Regions from separate parts of the Homo sapiens genome. Here region 2 is linked to region 1. Evidence: chromatin loops called from intact Hi-C (ENCODE). Cell type or tissue: adrenal gland. All regions are shown on one strand.

What was found. A loop is a pair of places that touch in the nucleus more often than their neighbours do. Peaks named below come from ENCODE experiments on the same cell type or tissue, not always from the same donor. Only the 100,000 strongest peaks of a DNase experiment are listed, where the experiment ranks them.
Region 2: a loop joins it to region 1, with 4 times the contacts of the local background. A loop is called at or near these places in 76 of 110 quality-filtered maps.

Annotation. Positions count from the first base shown.
Region 1 is chr4:181,145,375-181,153,374 of GRCh38, reverse strand. The region is part of intron 2 of LINC00290 (long intergenic non-protein coding RNA 290); the gene reads left to right. Among named protein-coding and RNA genes, the nearest start is that of LINC00290, 9.8 kb to the left of the region's middle. RefSeq lists an enhancer at 5,375-6,574. In adrenal gland, no CTCF peak of the experiment used is centred here; a DNase peak (open chromatin) is centred at 4,647.
Region 2 is chr4:181,524,386-181,532,385 of GRCh38, reverse strand. It overlaps a transcript of TENM3 not described here. Among named protein-coding and RNA genes, the nearest start is that of LINC02500, 260 kb to the right of the region's middle. In adrenal gland, a CTCF peak has its summit at 3,615 (motif pointing right); a DNase peak (open chromatin) is centred at 3,615.

The sequences.
Region 1 (8,000 bases):
GGAAGGCATTTGCAACTAAAGGTGAGTGGAGTTTTGGTGATGTCATTAACTGATGCAGCAAAGAGGGCCCAATCAACAATGAATTTGGGGTGAGAACACTGTAGCCCGGCCCGTGCTGCTAAGGAGGTTTGTGCCATTTATTCATTCTCTCTTCTCTCTGACAGTCGCTCTTGACTTCAGTTTAATCACACACACAAAAATGAAGAATTAGAATCTGAGACCCATTTAGCTGCAGTAATCTATGATTTCAGCTCTAACAACAAAATTTTAGTCTTAGCCTACCAAGTTTGAAGTGTCATTAATAAATGGTATATAAACACCATCGAATATTGCATAGCCATGAAAAAGAAGGAAATCATGTCCTTTGCAGCAACATGGATACAGCTGGAAACCATTAGCCTGAACAAACTAATGCAGGAACAGAAAACCAAACAGCACAGGTTCTCACTTACAAGTGGGAGCTAAGCACTGGGTACTCCTACACACAAAAATGGGAACAATAGATCCTGGGGACTGCTTGAGAGGGGAGGAAGGAGAGGGTTGGAAGGCTACCCATTGGGCACTATGCTCACTACCTTAGTGACGAGGTCATTTTGTACACCAAGCCTCAGCGGCATGCAATGCGCCCATGTGATATGGTTTGTCTTTGTCTCCATCCAAATCTCATCTGAAATTGTAATCCTCAAGTGCCAAGGGTGGAACCTGGTGGGAGGTGATTGGATCATAGTGGCAGTTTCCCCCATGCTGTTCTCATGATAGTGAGTTCTCATGAGATGTGATGGTTTCACAAGGGGATCTTCCCCTTTCATGCTCTCCCTCTCTCCTGCAACCTTGTGAAGAAGGTGCTTGCTCCTTCTTCACCTTCCACGTGATTGTAAATTTCCTGAGGCTTCTTCCCCAGCCATGCAAAACTGTGAGTCAAACCTCTTTCCTTTATAAATTACCCAGTCTCAGGTAGTTCTTTACAGCAACGTGAGAACAGACTAATACACCATGTAACAAACCTGCATGTGTATCCATTGAACTTAAATAAAAGTAGAAAAAAAATTAAAAAATAAAGTTTTTCTCTCTTTGCACTTAAAAAAAAAAAAAGAAATCAGTATATGCAAATATTCAAAGGACTTATAGAAAAGGGCCTAAGGAGAAACGTCTAAAGGTGGCCAAATCTTAAAGATTTGAGGATCAAGTAGCTGGAGTATAGAAGGATCTAATTTAGGTCCCGGCTGTAGAGGAGAAGCCTGCCACAGTGTCAGCTTTCCGGAGCTGGAAAGGGGTTTATCCCTGGCAACTAGAAACAGCCTGAGCCTCCAGCGGCACTGGGCCACGCTTCCCTTCCAAGGTTCGCAGTCCCTGCCAGTGTACACAGAGTTGCATGGCTTTACCTTGAGAAGCAGAGCCTTAGTTCCTTTAAGTATGCTGCTATGAAAGCCTAAGCCCATACATATTTTGAGAGAGAATTAGGCCGAAGTGCTTAAAAAGGAAGCTTTCTCATCAGATTTGCAGATCCAGTGGTCTCCTGTCTTACTCATTTTTCAATCTGTTTGAATCCATGCCAGATCTTTCTGCTAACTCTAGCAGGGGACATACCCTTGGGGACATGATGCCTGGAACATAGTAGGTGACCAACAAATATTTGTAGTCTCCTGGTCAGATTGCTCAGAGGAGAAGAATACTGAGATTAGAGAAACTTGCTACTTGATCACCTCCTTTTTGCAGGAGGCTGGAAATAAACAAATAAAAAAGGCAACTAGATAGAGGCAAGTCCGTACTTCTACATGTAATGCTTTCTAGAATACATACATGAAAGACAAACAATAGATCAACAGATTCACAGACTAGAAAGGGAGTTCTTTTTCAGTAAAGTTAACCACACTCACACGCACACACACAGGTACATGCACACGATTTACTTCTCAATTCGATCTCTCCTTTAAATCTAATTCCAATATTGAAACACACACACACACACACACACACACACAGAGGCACACACACACACGTAGATTTATTTCCCAATCTAATCTCGCCTTTAAATCTAATTCCAATATTGAAACACACACACACACTACACACACACATTTATTTCCTAATTTGATCTCACTTTTAGATCTAATTCCAATATTGATCTAGTATCTTGTATATTCTCTCCAATGTAGTTTTTCCCAACCTGTAATTCACATTGAGCCCTCATTAGTCCAATGAGAGGCTGACTCAGAGTTTCCTGCTAGAAACACACCTAAACATTTCTGTTGATTGTGTTGTGCTTATAAAAACAGACATTCCTATTGCTAGTCTCTACTCTTTCATATTTCAGCTTTCCACTCCTACTTCTTATATAAGGACAAAAATCTAACTCAATCTTCAAGTAATTTTACAAACAGGAACTGCTGTATAGCTAAGTATGGGTGTGTTGATGAAACGGAACTAGTGTCTGGCAAGAGCAAGCAAGTGATATTTTGAATGATTGTTAATCATTTCAGGAACCGAATCCCAAATATGCACAAGAAATGCAGCTTAGAGGGGTAAGGTCTAATGGGCAAAAGTGCTTGAGAGGTAAAGTGTGAAAGTTTGGGCTGTCTTGTCAAATATGTGTGGCCTTTATAAATCTTATTGTTGAGCAGTTATAAGATTGGAGCAGGTTACTAACATTTGTTGCACACTTAACTGTGCAGCAAGCATTGTACATATTGACTATACGTGTGTGTGTATATATATGGGATATCATTTATTCTTTTCACTGATCTTATGTTGATGTATTATGATTTTCATTTTTCAAATGAGAAAACTGAGGTTCAAAGACATTAGTAACTTGCTCGAGGGCACAGAATCAACCCATGTAAATGTAGGGGTCCAGTCCTCGTTCAGGGGCACTGGCCACTGCAGGGCATTCTGGGTGATCTATAGCATCACCTGAAAGCAATGCAAGCTTGCTCCAGGAGTTCTGGTCTTCAGGCACTTTGATCCTTGGGATCATGTCACGCTACAGTGATTTCCTGGCAGGGAAGAACAATTAGGTTCCTGTGAAATATCCTGGCATCTGTCCATCCTCCATGAATGCAGCCTGACATAACCCCCCCACAGTCGTCACAGAAGACACACTGGGTTTAAGGCTAATATGTTCTTTTAATAGTTAATTCTGGAAGCCTACCAAGAGCTGCCATCATTTGAATTTGGCATGATTTCATTGATGCTTGTTGCTCATAATTTCATTATTCTCCAGATGTTAATGTATTTTTGTGTGCAGCTAATTTTTCTTTTGCCAATTATCTCTGTCAGAATTGTAAGGCAATTATCTTTCTGGTTATTTATTTGCATGTATATTTTACTAAAAGGTAAGCTCCACGAGGGTAGGGAATGTGTTTTTGTTCAGTGATTACAACTTCATAGCCCCAAAACAGTGCCTGAGGTGGCTGTGTGCCCAATAAATACTTGTCATTTGAATAAATAAGCGAAAAATGTACCCTTAATTTTCCTGTTTTATGGAGGCTATGAAACCAGAATGCTTAAAAAGATTATGAATGGGCTGGGTGTGGCAGCTAATGCCTGTAATCCCAGCAATTTGGGAGGCCAAGGCAGGTGGATCGCTTGAGCTCAGGAGTTCAAGACCAGCCTGGGCAACGAGGTGAAACCCCATCTCTACAAAAAAGTACAAAAATTAGCCGGGCATGGTGGCGGGCACCTGTAGTCCCAGCTACTTGGGAGGCTGAGGTGAGAAGATCCCCTGACCCCAGGAGGCGGAGGCTGCAGTCAGCTGAGATCACACCACTGCACTACAGCCTAGGTGACAGAGAAAGATCCTGTCTTTAAAAAAAAAAAAAAAAAAAAATATATATATATATATATATATATATATGATTAGATGGTTAAAAAAAAAAAGTCAGTGTTCATGCTTCTACCTGTAGATCATCAAGTGCAAATTTTGAATCCAGAGGGATTTAATCCTTGGGTTGTACTTCTCCGCTCTTTCAGGACCATCATGTGTGATCAACTCGAAGAAAGCGAATCACTTAGTTTTTCATTTTAGCAACAATACTAGTACAAAATGACTTATGCTAACATTCTTCCTATATATATTTCAATTAAAAATAGTACGCTGAATAATCCACTTTTTATTATCTACATCACCTCTCCAGTCTGTATGCTTCATTAACTGACAATTTGTTATCTCTGTTTTTAATCACTCTGTAAGAGATGGAATTAATTTTTCCTATGTCTTCTTTCATTTTCTCGGCTAAACACATCCACTTTTAATGATTTCAAAATATGGTCCCTGTTAGTCATTTTTCTGCCTTAAAAGCTGGAATCTTAGGTGGACATTTTGGAGGCCTAGGAGGCATTTTTGTTCTTCTTGTTCAAGCTTTAAACTGTCCTTTTCTTTTCCATATGAGCGACTGTAACCCACATGATATTGGGCATAAAGTGTTTAAGAAGTATTGTCCAGAACTACTCCTGCCTGGGGGACAGTAAATGATATTATACGAAGTGTCATGGTACTGTGCAAATAGGGAATTCATTTTCAATTCAAACTGCAAGCAGGAAGACACTCTTCCCTGCCAAAGGGGGTTTCAAACCCCTCATTAATAGAGTCCACAGCAGACTCGGCCAGCAGGAGAAGAAAAGGCAGCCACCAGCGTGGAGGATGCCGTGCCCAGGCCTGACACCCAGATTAGAGCACTGGACCACAGCACACAGCAGCTGCTGATAAGGTTAACAAGCAAATCTTTAGCGTTCGCAGCCTCTCCTCTAAATAAACCCATATGCAGAGATTTCAGTGTCCTGAATCAAGAAGTGGTCAGTTCAGTGCAGATCTCAGATTGAAACAAGGCTCCAGAGAAGTTCTCCAGTGAATGCTTCCTAAGGAGGGAGGGGGGCTGATAACATAACCCTGGGATGTCCTTTTACTTCTGTGGGTATGGATTCCTCGGATAAATGCTATGGACTCACTTATTATTAACAACAACAACAAAACAAAAACAAAAACAAGAAAAACTTTATTTGGGGAATAAAGTTTATGAGTTAAAAAATCTCTGTAAGCATTCTGTACAAATTCCTAGATGGCATAGTAGTCCTACTTCATTTATTATATCAAGTTTATTTTTCCCAGAATCTTCAAAACTACATGGGCGGAAGTTTTTCTGAGTATCCTCTTCCAGATCAGTACATTCCAAGCTTTAATGTGCCCCCGAATCACCTGGGGGCATTGTGAAAATACGGCTTCTGATTCAGAGGATCTGGGTGGGTCTTAGATTCTGAATTTTTAACCCGCTCCTAGGCGACGCAGAATCTTCTAGTCCATGGACCAACGTTGAGTCGCAAGGCTTTAGGTTACAAAATCTCGTACACAACTACAAAAAGTAGTGATGCTGATCATAACTTCACAGAAACCCTTACTATACCCGGGAACCACTCCTCCCAAGTCAGGTAAGGGCACTCAACATTAGTTGGCATTTTTTTGTGGGGGGTGAGGAGAGCGGGAATTCCCTCTCCCATACTCTGAGGCTAACTAGTAAGGTAATAACACCTTCACAGGGTTTTTGTTCAGACTGACTGGCTGTGTGTTTTTGCCCTTTTAAAATAAATGTTGATATCTTTGGTCTGGAGGAAACAAAGGAAGTCACGTGACTTGGAATTCCTGGTGGTGTCTTGAAGATGGCTGTTCTGTTTCTCAAGCGAGGAGGAGGAGAATAACATATGGATATATTGCGGGCCGCCCGTGCCATCTTCTGAATTGCCAGACCACGTTGTAAGGTGCAGCAGATGGCCGGAGCAGCGGGACGTGCCAAATGCTGCACTCCAGAGCCCTTCCGCAAGGTGCTTGCTCTGGGAGCAGTAGCAGAGCTCAAGAATATGCTTACGGCCCTTCACAAAGACAAATTATCTGGTAGCTCTTCAGATGGTGCTAGCAAAATCATCTCATTGGGTGGATGATTTACCTCCGCTATGCACTGGCAATTCAACACTGTATTAGGAAAGGGAAAAAATAACTTATTAAAGGTTTTCAAAATATAAACTTTTCTTTCGCAGAACTTGGGCAAAAAGTGCTGATCTCTGATGAGTTCATTCCTTGCAACAACAGAGGAAATGAGCTCAATTTCCTGTCGTGGATGAAGCCCTCACCTCCTCTCCTGCCTCCTCTCCCTCTGACGTCCTCTAGGCCCTTCTGCTTTGGACAGCATGGTAGTGCCCTTCCATCTTGACCTGCCTTTCTGGCCACCATGTTTTTCCTCTGAGGTTTTGTGCCTTCCCACAATGCTCTGCCCTACCTGGTTGTTTAAATTTGACTCATTCTTGAAGACACACTCATATTCTAGCTCCGCCTAATGGTCTTTCCAACCTAAAGTAATACTGCCTTCCTCCACACTTGTCAGATCCCATCATTTGACAGGCAAGAGTGTCTCTTTGTGACAGTTCTTAATTTTATTGTCCTTCTGTAACTTCTCAAATGGATATGAGTTCTCTCTTCATTTAGCTGATAAGCTTCTTTAAAGCGACAAATATTCTTAGAATTTTCAAAAGCATGGCAGTCGATAAATACCTTCTTACTTAGGTTTTGAAGTGAAACACAAGGCAGGTATAGACCGTGGCCTTCCTCTCAAGGCCCAGGGCCCCTGAGCCCTGTGTTCAGAACTTCAGTGCTCATGAACACAACACCAAAGACAGGAGCAGGGATGCCAAGACTGAGGCCCCATTTCTCTTTCCTCCCAGCAATGGGTTGAGGACAACCCTTTCTCCTTCTATAGTAGCTGTCCTGCCGGTTTGCTTCTTGGGCTCCATGGATTGGAGTAGGTGGAGTGGGGGTAGCCATGCTTATGCCTGAGGGTAGCTGATGCTGTTATTTCCCGTGTCTTATTCTCCCATCATTACTCAGGAGACTTCTTATCCTAGGAACTCCAGGACCTGAGTCTGGATTTGTGTAGCACACACTGGATTCAAAAATATATTGTTAGTTGTCATAATAATGTTACAGAAAGCCATTATTTTGTTTTGAATCAAATTTGAAATCCTTCCTTGGAAGGAGCCCCCACTCAGTTCAAGCCAATTGGCTTAATATCTCCATCACCTAGTCATTCCACACAAGCCTTTTCCAAACTGTGCCATATTCTTGGAATGCTCTCTCTTTCTGTCTGCCAAGCTATCTCTCTTCTAGCATCCAAATAGCTCATGAAATCCCAGCTCCTGTACACAGTCTTCCAGAACTATTTGGAAAAGGTCTAATAGCTTCCCTCTGCACCATCGGGTGTGAGCATTAGCCACTTAAGGCTCTCTCACTCCTCACTGCTCTGCTAATGCACTTGTTCTTGAAATGGACAGCAAGTTACATTAACCAATGTTTTGCATTGCTCAATTGTCTGCATTTTTTGCCCTTATATAGATTGTCTTTATATTCAGATTTGTTTAGGCTCATGGTCTACTTTTGACAGATTCTACGGAAATAAGACTATAACTAAATCTCTTCTTACAGTGCTGAGTGCTGAGTGTAATATCATGTAGACACAGATACTTAATGCATAAGGAGATTTCTCAGATTTGACTTTTTAATGTACAAAGAATATGGAACATATTTAATATTTCACAAGTCCACCAGGACCTGCCAGAGACCTCTGTTAGCCTTGGGCAAGGATGGCAATTTCCATGGGGGTTCATTTCTCAGTTGGCTGCGCAGTAGCTGCCATTGGTAGTAATTGTAGGCAGTGCAAAGGGGAATTAATAGGATGTCTTCAGCGCTGAGGGACAAGATCAGGAAAGGTCATTCTCTGAGAGGGAAATCTAGTAGGAGCATAGCATGGCTTAGAGTAGTAAGCTACGAGAGCTTCCCTTCCGTTAGAGAAGGCTGAAGAAAGCAGTGCTAGGAACAACTGGGAAACCACCTTCGACTTGGCAAGTGCCTGGCACAGAGTGGGTGCTCACCGTGGATTTGTCAAATGCAAAAAGGAAGCAGCTATTTCAAGAACAGCAATGTAAGCTACAACCTAATTGTTGCATTCCAGCCTATCTGTCTG
Region 2 (8,000 bases), 380 kb before region 1:
TCCTTATTTTTTACCTCCCGCACCCAACTACTGTACATCCTGCTTCCTAAATCTGGCAGGGTCCTAATCCTGGAAGCAAAAATTCTCATTGTAACTGTGATAAAAGTCTACATCTTAGTCCTAAAGCCCAATTTTGCCCTCCTCCATTTAGATCTTCTTTAGGGGTAATGTTTTTGATGCATTTCATACACGTGGCTTTCCATTTCTTTCAGGATAAAATGACACATCTGTAATGATGTGTATAAAACCCAGCCGGTGGGACCCCACTTTCTTTCCCAGACACGCTCTACTTCTATTATAACACATTTTTCTGTGCTACTTCAAAGACATAATGGCTTTCTTTCTGCAATATTTTTCTCCCCATCTAATTCTGCTAATCAGCTAGCCAACTCCCACTCCTGCTCAGAGACACCTGGGGATGGTTGTGCGAAGCGAGCCCTGCAACTGCAGGGGTGAGCCACATATTGACATCATGGTCTAAGTGCACGGTACCTCCCAGATTTGAGAACTAAGCACCAGCACTGCAGTACTGACAACTCTGCTCCGCCCTTCAGTTTTCTGCTTAAGCAGCAGTGCCTCAGGGAAGCCTTCTGCACACTCCCTTTCCCCAGTCCCGTGTACACACATTTACACACACTTGGTTAGATCTTGCGTTTTATATTTCCACAGCATCCTGGGCTTCTCCTTTACAGCATTGAACATTTGTAATTATTTGTTTAATGTCTTTCTTCTCCATTATACTGAAAGCCCCATAAAGTAAGAATCCCAGCTGTCTTGTTTGCTGTATTCCCAGAGCTTTCCACAGTGTCTAGAACTAGTAGGTGTTCAATAAATAATTCGTTACAGTTCATACCCTATGTGTAAACTCCTAATTTAAAAATATAATGTCATGGAGCCTTAATCACCCTGCCTTCCAGAGGGTAGAAAGAACATGAGATGAACAAAACCAACAGAAACAGACTCTGGGATACTTATGCATAAGTCCCCTGATATGTGGATAGTTGTCATAGCACCAAAGCTAAGCCAAGAATTGAGGAAGACAGAGATTTTATCTGGCAACTTTGTCGTTGGGGTTCACTCCTGCACTCAACTTTTATGTATTTATTTTTTTCACTGCTCAGATGATCATCGTGAGTTTCTGTCTGTTTTCCCCCTTCCTTGCTCTATAATTTGAACCACTTTTATTCTGTGGGTCAGTTAAAGTTAAAGTCACTCTGGTTCTGATTGCTATCTAATCCACAGGGCAGAAAATAACCACATGACATTTACACATGTAATTGAAGGAGAAATTGATGGTTATTTGGAATGTAATAAAAATTGATGCTAATAGTCATTCATTATGGATAAAAAGGCATGATACACTCTCAAAGTCACTAAGAATGGTATCAGAGTAAGACAAACAATTAGGGCTGACATTAAAAAAAAGGAAGTAGCAGAAACCAACTTCTAATTTGTGAAACACAGAACTGGTGCAGGTGTCAGCTTCCAAAGGCCTTATGAGGAGAATCATAACTAGAACTTCTTAGATCAGTTCATGTTTTCAGAAACACATGACCCACGTACATACATGCACATGCACGCACACACATACAACACATTTACTCCTCCAACGAATACGACAGTTAAAGAGGCAATATCTTTGTTGTTGAATCAACATCCATTAAAGATTAGTTTTATTTTTATGGCTATGCCTGTTTGGAGGATTACATGTCTACAGAATTTGAAAAGGAAGATGCATATTTTCCATATTATGCACTGAGGGTCCCCTTAAAACTCATTAAGAGTTGCTTGAATTCACAAATTCTACGACTGTTAGCAATGGGGGGAAAAATGCTTTGTATGTTCTGCCAGCAGGATCTACCTTAGGACCAGCTTGATTTGTTAGGGTGAATATTAGTTACCTGTAACTCATGCATTGCAACTCATCTACACCTGTAACTCTTGTTTCTCTTCTTAAGACATATCAGTGAGAACTCAACTTTGCTGCTTTGCTTTATGTAGGAAAGGCTGGCCACCTCCACGCGCTGATGGCTACTAATGAGAGATCACTTCCTAAGATCATTACTTGAAATAAGTTCCCTTGTAAAAATTAATCTATTGGTGCCACATAATGCAAAATTTCAATTATTCATTCATCTTATTTATTACCCTGTATGTAGGGCTTTTAAGCATCTCACTGTCCTGACTTCAGAATGCATGTTTTTTTATGATCACTGAGAAAGAAATAATAGTTTAATATGTCTCTTCTCTGACACTTAAAATGTTACTTTTTAAAAAGTGCTCTTTCATTTGGAGCATAAATTAAAATGTAATTGTACACAGTTATTATTCCAGTTCACCAGAATAATAAAGAGAGTTAAGAGAAGAGCCAAACTTTATGATTTCCAAACGCTCCTGTATGTGTCCTATTCTTACTTAGTTTCTCTTTGTTTCATGACACACTTGGAATGACTTTGGTCTTTTCTTAAGGCCACATAGGAAGTTTGTATTTTAGAGCAAGGGATCTCTGCTTATGGACAACCTCATCAAAGAGTTCAGTCCAATTCTGCTTAATTCAACAAATATTTTCCAAGTACCTAGTGTGTACATAGCACCGTGCCTATTGAACTCTGGCTGAAAGTAGCCATCTCGCGAATGTTTGCCCCTGGCCACAAGGGAGGCTAAAGTGGCCAATGAGTGGCTGAGTGTAAATGCAATACTTGTGGCCTCATGTTATCTGGTCAGTAAGTGGTATCTTTATTTCCAAGTGCAGCTCATTAACAGCACCTATTTATCTGGTGTCATTAGGAATAATTTATATTATAATGGGGTGAATAACAACCCCCCACCCCACGTGATTGTAGTTATCTTAGGCTGTCAGTTGTAAGTTCTCATGTCTCCTGAAAGGATTTATGCCTGTAGTATTTACATTACCCACATCTATTTCCCTTGAGTTTTCTGTTTGAAGTTAATCCTTCTTACTGAAGAGAATGGAAGCAAAACATGAATTGAGCAGCTCTTCCTTCTCTGTTTTCTGTTAACACTACACTGTCATCGCCCAAGAGCAGTTCTCTCATTTCCTTCTGGATTCTAGATCTAAACAGATGGGAAGGCAGACCCTTTTTCCTTGTCTGTACCATTTCTCATTCATTTTTGCTCATGCCTTTGGACATGTAGGAGAGGTACTGCTGGGGAGGAATAAGGGGAGCAGAAGCTCCACTGCACTAACAGCTGGAAGATCTGGCTTCTAATCCCCACACTGCCTTTCCCAGCAGTAGAGCATTGGGCAAGATGTTTTAACCCTTTTGAGCCTCAGTTTTTTCACCTGTGAAATGGGTTCAATAATCTCCACTGTGCCTTCCTCACAGATAGGAAAATATAAATAAAAGCTCTTTAAACATTTTAAAGTATACTAATCTTATTTATGCTACTCATATACTGTTAAATATAGACATATATTTATATCAACTATATATATGCCTGCAGATATGTGTGTGTATATACACGTGTGTGTGTGTGTATGTGTGTGTGTGTTTGGTTATCAGCCCTTCATTCCACATTTCTGCCTTTTTCTTCCTTATGAGCAGCCTCTCAGGGAAGGAACCTGAGCAGCGTGTATGCACACTTGCACTAGGGGGCAGCATTGCACAGTGGTGGAGAGTGCAGGCTTTGCAGCCAGGCTTTCTGGGATGGAATTCCACCTCCTCGGTGAAATACTTGGGAAAGTGACTTAACCTCCCTCAGCCTCACTTTCCTTATTTGTAAAATGAGGTGAATAATTCAACCTACCTCGTAGGATTGTTATGAGGATTAAATGATTTAATGCCCATAAAGCACTTCAAATTGTGACACTAGTAAGAAGGCAACAAGTCTTAGCTATTCTTAGTGTTGTTACAGAGCAAAAAGTCAATAATTTAGCTCTTCCTGTGCTTTGCGAGTCTCATTTACAAGAGAAGGTCGTAATTCTTATCTCTAAATCTCTTCAATTTTGTTCACTCGAAGACTATAGTGTCACAGCACTGTGCTAGAGGGTCTGTTTTGTAGTTATCAAGATAGAACTTATAATACTTAATTTTCTTTCTTTAGGATCAAAATAATAATTTTATGCTACTACTTGATCTGAAAGTCATTGATTATAAAGAGTCCTGTGTAGAAACTAGATAGCTTTATTTTTAAATGCCATATTGGGTGGGGTATATACCAAAAAGTAAACGTCCAATATACAAATATGTATATTAAGTATCTATTTTATAAAAATAGAAAATTTTAAATCACAGAATGTTTTCATTTGACAAAATAATTTCATTTCTGTTTTTTTTCCTAAAGGTAATCAGAGATGTATGTAAGGATTTACGCCTTACACAGAGAATTTTATCCTCCTTTAACCCCCCCTTTTAAAAAATTGTTTTAAAAAAGTAAACAATTTTTAGTACACTGTGGTACATCCATACAATGGAGTATTGTTCAGCCATTAATATATTTTTAAAGAACATTTAACAACTCAGAAGTATAAGTTTAAATGAAAGAAGAGGTAATTTACAAACTGCTTTATAGAGTAAAATGTCAAATGTGTGTACATATATTACATTAAACGAAAAAAAAGACTACAAGCAAATGTAACACAATGTAAAATACAATTTTCTTGGTGGGAGAATTATGAATGTTTCTATTATTATTTTATTCTGAAGATGAATACACACTTTCATATATACATATGTATTTATACTTGTGTTTTTCAAATTTTCATTCTATTATCCTTTTATATTAAAAAAAAAAAAAAACAAAACCTGGCTGGGCATGGTGGCTTGAGGTCAGGAGTTCGAGACCAGCCTGGCCATGGCCAAACCCCGTTTCTACTAAAAATACAAAAATTAGCCAGGCGTGGTGGCTTGTGCCTGTAATCCCTGCTGCTTGGGAGGCTGAGGCAGGAGAATCACTTGAACCTGGCAGGCAGAGGTTGCAGAGAGCCGAGATCAAGCCACTGCACTCCAGCCTGGGTGACAAAGCGAGACTCTGTCTCAAAACAAAACAAAACAAAACAAAAACAAATAAAAACACCCAAAAACCTGATACTAAATATCTCAACTTTTTAGCTCATTATGTCTTCAGATAGGTAAAACAAAATGCTTTACTGGGAATCCATTTACAAAAAGTCATTAAAAATAGTCTAATTAAAAGTTAAAAACTTTCAAAATCATTCATCTGTGAAATCACATTTAATGTTTTCCAGACATACAAAAGACATTCATGAAAACAGTTTGTAGATTGGAACTGTTTTGCAATTGTGGACCTAGCAGCTGGTCTCTGTGCAAACACAACAGCACTGACTGGTCGCACAGGGGGCCAGAGGAGTGAGCTTCAGCAGGGTGGCTGCAAGGACCCAGGGCTAAGTCACTGAGCAAGGAGGACCAAGTTGGGAAGGGCCGTAGGATCAAGACAGAGACAGCACTTGGCCATGAACTTTATCTCCTAACTGAACTATAAGGACACTAAAATGTTTTTACTACTACTCGAAAGAGAGGTCACAGACAAATTGAGTCAGAGACTGATAGAGAGAGAGAAGCTCGGAGAAAAAGGGAGACAGACACATTCTGGAGAGAAATTTAGAGGAAGACAGAAGAAATTAACTGCTATTAATCTATACACAGCTCTCTCTCTAATAGTCTCAATTCCTCTTAACCAATCCTATAGTTATAAAGTCCCAATTACAAATGACAAGAATCACCACCACCATCACCACCATCACTACCACCACTACTACCACAAAAAAATCTCAAAACATTGTTAAGAGTAAGTGCCCTCGAAGAGTGCAAAGGACCAGAGCATGCACCTACTATGGCACCCCAGATGGATAGATAAGATGAACCCCTTAATCAATGACAATTGAGCAAAACCTACTCCTACTCCTGTTTGGCTGAGCTTTACATTTCAATCACGTTATAAAACTTCCAATCTCTCCTGGCTACAACTTAAGCAGATACAGTGAAGTGAAATTTATACTCGAAGGAAAAAGGCCACACTGCTTTGCTTGTCAAATATGGGTTTGACAGGGTCAAAATACAAAGCTGGTAGATTTTACATTTTGTAGATTTTGAGGTCTTCATTCCTCACTCGCTACTTTGCTGGTTTTTTTTTTTTAATTTGGATTCTTTTGTTAAAAATTATAAAGCAAAAGTGATTAAATTCCATAGAACTCGTCTTCTTAGAAGGTTGAAAGAATGATTTCCTTCAACCAGAGAAATGGGCCAATCGTTTAAATTCACGATTATGCCAGAGGAAAATAACAGTGAAACATTCCATACTCCAATGTCTGTTTCCTTGAAATTGTTAGAGTCATACTGCTAGTGAATATTTTGGTTTACAACTGTCTGGGAAAGCTGAATGAGAGATTCTAGAAAACGTGCTTCTCTCAAACCTTCTGTATTTACATTATTTGGTTAAGATCTATTGTGCTTTGCTTTCCTCCACTGGAAAAAAATCAGCCCAGGCAAGGGCTGACATTTCCTTAGCAGGCTGGAGCACCACACCACTTAATTACCCACAGGGAGATGTGAGAAGTAGCGCGTGCAAAGTTTAGTTCTGCCTGAGGGCACTCACCCAGCTGCCCTCATTAGTATGTGGTAAGAAAACCTGCCACCCCACAGCTCTTGACTGCTACATTTGAGAAAAGGAGATTTGTATTCAATAAGCTGGTCAACCCCAATTTTGTTCTAAAATGTCTATACAATAGAAACATTCTAGTTATACAAAAACAAAAAAACACAGGGGGAAAAGGTAACAGGCAAAGGGTTATTACAGAGGAGCAAACCATCAGGATTTCTTGACATAAATATTCCATAACATTAGGAAGAATGATACACAATTGAGGTCTACCGAGTGAACCCTGGCAATTAATCTCTACTCAGTTAGCAGCTCCTCAGCCCCTTCAAAAGTCAGGGGGAGATATGATTTGAAAGCTTCACTTTTTGCCCTCTGTTCTTCTGCATTCCTTTTTTTTTTTTTTTTTTTTTGAAACAGGGTCTTGCTCTACCGCCCAGGCTGGAGTGTAGTGGCGTGATCTCGGCTCACTGCAACCTCCACTTCCTGGGTTCAAATGATTCTCCAGCATAGCTGGACCACAGGTGTCTGCTACCACACCTGGCTAATTTTTGTGTTTTTGGTAGAGACGGGGTTTCACCATGTTGGCTGAGCTGATCTGGAACTCTTGGCCTCAAGTGATCCACCTGCCTCGGCCTCCCAAGGTGCCGGAATTACAGGTGTGAGCCACCTACCGTGGCTGGCCCCTCTTCTGCATTCTTAATTAGCACTGACCTGTCAAACTTTCGATATTCTGTTTTTAAAAAACTGCTTAAAAATCTGCATTAAACAATAGGTTCATGTTTGAACCATAAATGTCGTATAATCAAGCAATTTCTTCTAATCATCTGGTGTTAGGGAAATACATTTTTAGCTCCCAGTGAGAGTCATGTGCATACTTAAAGCTTGGCAAACCACAATGAAAACTTCTAAGCCTTCAAGACTTGCCAGGGATTGAGGGTGCGTGGTCCGAGGAGAGGGACTGGCTGAAAGGAACCGCGCAAAATTCTGACCTATAGGCTTTCCTCTTTTCCTCCCCCTCACTTCCCATCTACTCTTTACCCCCTACCTGGTAAACCAACCTCCAAGCACAGAAAACAAAACAGAACGGATTAATGGCCCCTGTTCTGTTTCATTATTTATGCCCTTCTCATGTACCACACTAACCAAGGGATGCTCTTTGATGATTATATCTCCAAAGAACATTACTGTGATCATGGTATGTGCTGGGGAACCATAGATAATTAATCAGTCAAACTGAGAGATACAGATAAGAATAACTTCTGGATTTTGTAAAAGTAAATTTAATGCATAAAACCTGCTAGGAACTGATTAATCAAATAGCCTCTTTACTCATAGTTAAATCAGGGCATATACCACAGCTGGCTGCAGACCCATGCCTGCATCCCAAAGACACGGAGTTCGCTTTTGCTTCATTTAAGCCT